Linked DNA regions of Homo sapiens: region 2 is linked to region 1. A link is a contact called in ENCODE Hi-C data. All regions are on one chromosome and are shown on one strand. The core of a region is the stretch at or near the end of the contact, and the rest is flanking DNA. Distances in the headings are between cores, read along the strand shown. Region 1 has its middle 30 kb from the start of OR10G7. Region 2 holds the start of SCN3B (sodium voltage-gated channel beta subunit 3).

Region 1 (3,800 bases), core at 827-3,326:
GTAGATTATGTGTTGAAGTGGGAAAAGTTCCCTTAGCCCCCTCACAGGGTGTGCGAAGGGGGTGTGGCTCGCTTCTACGGTGCCCAGCTGCTCAAACCTCTAGGGGGAGCTTGCAGACCGGCAGGCTGTGGGGCTCCGACCTCATGGCAGCGTCTAAGGGTGGATGTTTACAGCTGAAGCTCCAGTGGGCGTGTGTTACAGTGCGCTCTTTCAGTTTAGCCGTCCGTTGGCAGCTTGTGTTAATCAGCTTAATTAGACCCTCTGCCTTATAGCAAGGGTGGAGGACTCTCTGTATCCCGGGGTTCTTGCCTTGGTGTACTAGAAGAATCAGATCACATATGGGCTTGGAGAATGAGTGCCAAATTTTATTGAATGGTGGAAATAGCTCTCAGCAGACGGATGGGGAGCCAGAAGGGGAGCGGGAAGGTGGTTTTCCCATGGAGTCAGCTCAGCGGCGTGACTCTCCTCTGACAGCTCCAGCTAAACTCCGCTTCATTCCACTGGTCAATGGCCTGCCGGCGTCTGCTGGTGCCGTTCGGTGTGCTCTTCAACCGAAGTGTTCCTCTTGATGTCTAGCCGCTTCTGTGTTCTCCTGCTGATGTGTTTCTCACGATGTCCAGCTGCTGTGTCCGTGCGCACTAGGGTCTCAGGGTTTTTATAGGCACAGGATGGGGACATGGTGGGCCAGGGTGGTCTTGGGAAATGCAACATTTGGACCTGAAAGCAGGAGTGCCTGTTCTCCCCTAGTTCCATGGGCACAGGTCCAGGGGTGGAGCCCTCCCCAGGGACCCGCCGTTCTCCTCCCAGCCCTTCCTTGCCCCCTCCCATATCAGTACTGTGCAGAAAAATTGAATTATGAAATTATAGTGAAAAGGTCATTACATGTTAGCCAGTTCACATTTTCTCCCAGTGGAGAACCCACTCTGCTTGGTCCCTCATGTCTATTTAGCTACCTTCCGTAGAGCAGAAATCTTACACCGCCAGCATAGTTTGTGTCACAGCTATCATATTCACACACCCTACTTCATGTTATGGAATAAAATGGAGCCCTAACCAAATTTGTTTAATTATACAAAAATAAAGTTTAGTTACTTTTTTGAGGTTCTTGCTCTGTCTCTCGGGCTAGAATGCAGAGATACAATCCTAGTTCACTGCAGCCTCAACCTTCTGGGCTCAATCGATCCTCTCACCTCAGCCTTCAAGTAGCTGAAACTACAGGCATGTGACACCATGCCCAGCTAAGTTTTATATTTTCTGTAGAGACAAGGTTTTACCATGTTGCCCAGGCTGGTCTCAAACTCCTGGGCTTGAGTGATCCTCCTGCCTTGGCCTCCCAACGTGCTTGGATCACAGGTGTGAGCCACCACACCTGGCCTAGTTCCATTTTTAAAACTGTTTACTTGCTGACATATCTATTTGCTGAAGGTTTTAGAATGCTCTTGTCAGAATAAAGTTTAAAAAAAGGCTGTAATTATTTTTAATAATTTTATTTTTGTAGGTTTTCACATTTTGAATGTTAATTCTTGTTTCAAGAGGATTTCTGATTATAAGTAGAATATCCTTTTGTGACTATGAGAGTGTGTGTGTGTGTGTGTGTGCGTGTGTGTGTGTGACTGTTCTCATGGTGGAGGCGTAGGAAAGTAATAGTAATAGTAGTGTTCTTTCATAGTGGCCTCAGATGAGGAAGTGGGAAAGACTATAAATATCTTTCCTGCTTATAGCATGTTAAAAAGCACTTATGTGTGAATCAGCAAAATACCGGGGTTCTAACAGTGGTTCCACTAATAATAGCCTGTGTGGTCCTGAATAAATTATTTTGTCTCTATGGCTTTAGTTCTAATATTTGTAAAATGAAGAGGTTGAACTAGATCATTTTAGAGGATTCTTTCACATCTACAAATTGTGTACCATTACAGGAATTTTCATTTACAGGAAGATGTTCATGACTTTGGGGAAAAAAAGTGTCTAGAGGTCTTCTAATTTCTGATTTTGGTAGGGCAATGATATTTCCATTTCCAGTAGTACTCTTGATTTTGAAATCCCGCTCTTGAAACAGGACTCCGAATTAAGGTGAAATACCTAACATCGGCCGGCAGATGGCACTATTGGGGCACCGACAACCAGATTCCTCTTCACTAACAAGTAGCTTGCAATAAAGACCCTGGAGCTGAATCAATAGGATAAAGAATGGTTGAAATTATTATTAGAACTGTGTTAGAGAGGTCTGTGATGCTTATGATTTCTGATGGCACCACCATGTGCTATAGTCTTTCTAGAGAGCCAGTTAAATAACCAGTCAATTGCTACCATTTTTACCAATTGGTGTCAGTAGACCCACGACTCTTTGTGTGTAAACAGCCATTGGGTTCACAAGGTGTTTCAGGTAAGAATGGAGAAAGTCTTGATGGAAATACAGCTGGCAAAGGTCACAGGACCCTGCCTGTGTTTACAGACTGCACAAGAACCACTTGGTGCTAAAAGCACGTGGCCGACAGATCGGCTTCAGCACGTACCTTCATCATTCCTCTTCTGAGCTAGCAGAGAAGGGAATTTGACTTCTTTTTTTTTCCTTCCATAGAGCGGGGCTTGAATTCCTTTGGCAGGGAGTCCCCAAAGTTAATTTTAACCCAGGAAATTGTGCATTAATAACGTGATACGAGTTTTGCTTTCAACAAAAGAAAACAGAATAAAAGGAATTTCCCAGCTACAGGATATTCTGACTATTCTGTGACATACAGTTTGATAAAACTTACACTAAATCTGACGGAAAGGTTTGTTTGTGATGGAGAAGGAAAGAGAGAAGTGCTTGTCCTTTTGTCTTATGTAGTCCCGCAGGAATACACTGACTTATTTCTACCTTTTCCACATCTTTTCCTTTTTCTTTCTTTCTTGTTTTATTTATTTATTTATTTATTTATTTATTTATTTATTTATTTATTTTGAGACGGAGTCTCTCTCTTGTCACCCAGGCTAGAGTGCAGTGGAACGATCTCTGTTAACTACAACCTCCACCTCCCAGGTTCAAGCAATTCTCCTACCTCAGCCTCCCGAGTAGCTAGGATCACAGGCGTGCGCCACCACGCTTGGCTAAATTTTTTTGTATTTTTACTAGGGACAGGGTTTCACCGTGTTGGCCAGGCTGATCTTGATCTCCTGACCTCATGATCTGCCCGCCTCGGCCTCCCAAAATGCTGGGATTACAGGCGTGAGCCACTGCTTGCGGCCTCCTTTTTCTTTCTTCTATTTTCCCATAACTCATACATATTTTTGTTTCATTTTGCTTTACCTAAAAGATCTCTGACGTATATCTTTTCCTTTCTTCTCCAAATCAAAAACGCTAAGTAAACTTGAAACTGATAGAGGTAAGAAACAACTTACTTTCTCCTCCATTTTAATTCCTGGTTGCAAGTAAAAACATCCTATTATATTCCTCATTTTGCATTTGTTAAAATTCCTCCTGCGCTTTTCACTATTTTCAAAGTTTTAAGTTTCTTTCTGTGAAAACTTGCTTATCTCCAGATCTTAGTCTTAAGATTTTTTGCCTTTTTTATTAACAATTGCTACCAATTAGGAATCTCAGAAAAATGAAAGAGAAAAGATTTCCCCTTCCCGTAACACCATAGCAGTAAATAGCATTTGGAATTGTCAGAACCTTTTTGATAAAATGATGTAGGAAAACATTCACAAAACTATGGGCCTTGAGAAAATGTACGGTGTTGCACTTCTTTTCTTTATAATTTTTATAAAATCGTCCCCTTGAACTTTCCTTAATAATGCAAACTTTTAGGACACTCACCTTG
Region 2 (3,800 bases), core at 377-2,876, 420 kb before region 1:
TGTAAGATTCCCTTATTTGGAGGGGGAAGGTCACCTCAGTTTCTCACAGCTGACAAGCAAGAATCTATTCACCTTTGAAGGCAAAAACCCAGCTCTCCTCCCCTAACACCAAAGCATCTTAGTTCCACAGGTTCATGCAACAAACAAACAAACCAAAAAAAAAAGAAGAAGAAGAAAAAGAAAGATGCATTTCACAGTTGCCTATTTATTTAATATATAGCAGTAAATGGCTGAAGGCTGTTTTCTTCCCATTCCTTGTTAAAATTAAGAAGATGATGAGCAACTAAAGTATTTTCACTCTCAAAATTCATGCATCCAGCTTTTATGGTTTTTTTTTTTTTTTAATATACAGAAACGAATTTGAAGACCCAGTAAGCTTTCCAGGAGTATAGACTCCTTGATGAGAAATAAAATGTAACCACACAGGAGGTTTTTATTCGTGAACGTGACTGCATTTCCTTTCAGCAAAGGGAAAGGGAAAAAATACTTTGGAATGATCAGGAAACTGGAGGAAGGGCGGAAGAACCACCAAAGGAGGTTGGAGAATAGCGGGGAAGGGCGGTGGGGAGGCGCCTTTCCCATCTCAAAATCCCAGCTCTCATGGAACCCCTGCCATCTCCATGTCTGGCAGATACGCACAGAGGCAAGCCAGCCAGAGCTCTTTTCTGTCACCAACGACATCAATGTGTTATTATTGTTAGCATTGTTACTGTTACCTGCATCCGGCATGGCGAGGTGCTGGTACTTACCCCAGTAGATAAGCACGAGAGAAGCCAGGGGAAACAATCTATTGAAGGCAGGCATCTTCTGGGGCTGGCGGCTTCCAAGGCTACACAGAGAGATTCCCTCGGTCAAGGACTGCGCCCTCTCAGATTCTTTCGAGGAAACCCTTTGGGACGAACTGCCCCCAGGGGGCGACTTTCTGACCGAAGGAAGGGCCGAGCACCGGTGCCTGGGGAGGCCCTGGGAGCTTTTGGAGCCGGGTGGGGGCTTTGGGCCCTAAGCGACCCCACTGGACCTCCCCAGTTCGAGGGAGCCGATCAGCCGCTCCGCGCCCGCTCTCGCCGGCGCTCAGCACCACGGACAGTCGCCTCCCCGCCCACCCCGGAACTCCAGCTTCCACTCGCGCCCCTGCCTCGCTCGTTTGCGCCCAGGGTAAGCTCAGCTCGGAAGGGAGTCGCACTGCTGGCCTAGCAGCCAGGCTGTGGAAGGGTCCAGGTTGATTCACCTCTCGCCTCCCCAGGATCGGTTGCGTTCCGACTGGAATCCTCCCAGCCCCGCGGCTCCTGCTTCGTCCGCCCTAACTGCTTCTCCAGCTGGGCGTGACCCCACTCCCGAAGCCGCCGGGGCCGCCCGTCTGGGCTACAGAATGCGTTCCACGTCGGTCCCGTCCACGCCCGCCCTCGGCTCCCTGGGGAGGTGCAGCGGGGCCGGGAAGGAAGCGGCAGCTCCCGTTCGGCCGGCGATGTCAGAGGTTGGGGGGTGGGTGTAGAGGCGGAGCCCCTTCCCGGGAGCTCGCCCCCGGATGGTGCGGGGCCCCGACCCTGGGTGGCAGGTGATCAGCAACCCTTCTCTAGGCCCCCAGGCCGTGTGTGCTGTCAGCCCTGACATGCGCAGGCGGCTCTCCGCCACCACCACCGCCCCGGACCCTCCCCCTAGTGCACACTCCCCACCCCCTGATGGGCGTGCCCCTCCCAGGCCCAGCGCCGCGCCGAGCGGGGGCGGAGCCGGGAGCGGCGCAGACACTTCCAGCCGGGATATCTTTGCTCGCGCGCTCGCTGGTCTCTCCAGGTCTCCCTCTCGCGCCTCCGCACCTCCCCCGAGCTCGGGCGCACCGCCGCCCTCGGCTCACGCCCTCCAGGCAAACCCACTCCGCTCCCGCACGGACTTGCCGGGTGTAGCTCCGGGAAGAGAAGGGCCAGAGCTCTTTCAGGCAATGATGTCATCTGCAAGGCGCGCCGTACGCGGTTCCTGGCTTCGCCTCCCAGACCCCATGCCTTCCAGTTCTCGCTGTCTATCCTTTGTCTAGCCTTGATTAATTGGCCCCGGACACAGCAAACTCAGCAAGATAATCCCTGTTTAGGGCAAATGGGGTAGGGATGAGGCGCACCTGTTCCTGTCTTCACCTCATCACTCAGTGAGGTGATCCAAATGTCAGCGCAAGGGGAGGGGGGCCCAAGAGGACTCCTCTTCCCTTCCCCAGGTTCTTTGCAGTTCTCCCTTTTCCTTTAATTACTCCTTTTTAATAAAGCAGATAGATTGTGTTTGGCGTCTTCCAACTATTAGCCACTCCCTAGTCCTAGCAGCTGTTTGAGTGCCCCCGCCCCATCTCTGGAAGGGAAACCTGAAACTTTACATTCAACTATAAACTCAAATTGACATAACAGATTAGGAACGCCTGGAACTGAAGTAAAAGAGTAATCCAAGAGCCCTTCTTCAGCTTCCTTTTTCTCCTCTTCTGCTCTTTCCAAAAGGGGAAGCTTAACGCTGATATTCCAAAATGGAATAACAGAGCAACAGCTGACGGTGAGTGGACCAGAAGCAGGAAATGCTCCCTCCTGACATCTCACAGAGTAACAGAATGTCCCCAGTCGGATCTTCCTGGGCAGGGAGCCACCAGGCCATAAACTCTGTGCTGTTTGGAGGACTAGGCCTTGAAGCATGTATACTGTGTTAAATTTGGATGGGAAGTTAAAGTTGACCTAATTCAACCGCTTTTCCAATTTGTGACTTCCCCCAAGAACATTTCGGACGAATGGACTTGATTTTATTTATTTATTTATTTATTTATTTATTTATTTATTTATTGAGACGGGGTTTTGCTCTTCTTGCCCAGGCTGGAGTGCAATGGCGCGATCTTGGCTCACCGCAACCTCCGTCCCCCGGGTTCAAGTGATTCTCCTGTCTCAGCCTCCTGAGTAGCTGGGATTACAGGCATACGCTGCTACACCCGGCTAATTTTGTATTTTTAGTAGAGATGGGGTTTCTCCATGTTGGTCAGGATGGTCTCAAACTCACAACCTCAGGAGATCCACCCGCCTCGGCCTCCCAAAGTGCTGGGATTACAGGCATGAGCCACCGCGCCTGGCCTTGATCTTTTTAGTGATGAGAACTTTCTACATCACAAGTTCACCTCTTCTGATGCTTAAGGAAGTTCTTTATGTTCAGTTGAATTCCGTACACTCCTCCTCCCCCTCCAAACTCCATTAAGTGGCCCTAATGCTGTTTTCTCTTTAAAAGAGCTATGCTTCCTCACATCCGCCCTAAGACATTTTTGTTTGTGGCTACTCTTCCTTAGTTTCTTCCAATGTATTTTCTAGTAGTTTCCAATCCTGTACCACCCTGGCTGCTTTTTCAGAAGGACTTTCAGTTTCTCAGCATGATTCTCCAAGTGACGTCCAGAACAGGAACTGATGGTCCCTGTGTGGTCTGACCAGCATAAATCCAGTGGAATTATGGCTACATTTGCTTTGAAGGATATAACTAGTTAAATACATTTACAGCCACATCTTAGTCATAATCAGCTTATGTTCAATTAAAATCCCTGAGTATTCTTCACTTGACTTGTTGCAGAGTCATTGTGTCTTGTACAGGCAATTTTGGAAATTTTATTATGAAACTTTGCACTTATTGCTGTTAAAATTTATTAGTTTCAACCAGTTATCACACTGTGTTAATACTTTTATTGAATTCAGATTCAATCACCCAATATATCTCTCTTCTTTACCCTTGTTTCATCTCTAGGCTTGACAATCACATGATCCACACATGGATATTTAAAAAAAGAACCAATAGAAAAA

The links. Hi-C counts contacts between places; a loop is a spot of excess contacts on that map. Pooled maps may share reads with other maps.
Region 2: a pooled map shows a loop between it and region 1 (4-fold over the local background). The contact joins the promoter of SCN3B here to the enhancer-like site in region 1. A Hi-C loop is called at or near these places in 2 of 168 maps with a recorded cell type or tissue (IMR-90 and K562), 2 of 37 single-sample maps with no recorded cell type and 12 of 50 pooled maps.

Annotation. Positions count from the first base shown.
Region 1 is chr11:124,069,440-124,073,239 of GRCh38, forward strand. No RefSeq gene overlaps it. Among named protein-coding and RNA genes, the nearest start is that of OR10G7, 30 kb to the left of the region's middle. Within about 2 kb of position 2,077, at least 3 of the 41 ENCODE cell types and tissues checked have a DNase peak (open chromatin) inside an H3K27ac peak, as active enhancers do.
Region 2 is chr11:123,652,998-123,656,797 of GRCh38, forward strand. SCN3B (sodium voltage-gated channel beta subunit 3) reads right to left here and starts at 1,627. Exons shown (of 7, transcript NM_001040151.2): 1 at 1,229-1,627; 2 at 750-829. The coding sequence starts at 804. It overlaps LOC105369543 (a long non-coding RNA gene), which reads left to right and starts at 688. Exons shown (of 3, transcript XR_948124.4): 1 at 688-1,155. RefSeq lists silencers at 1,011-1,080, 1,641-1,870.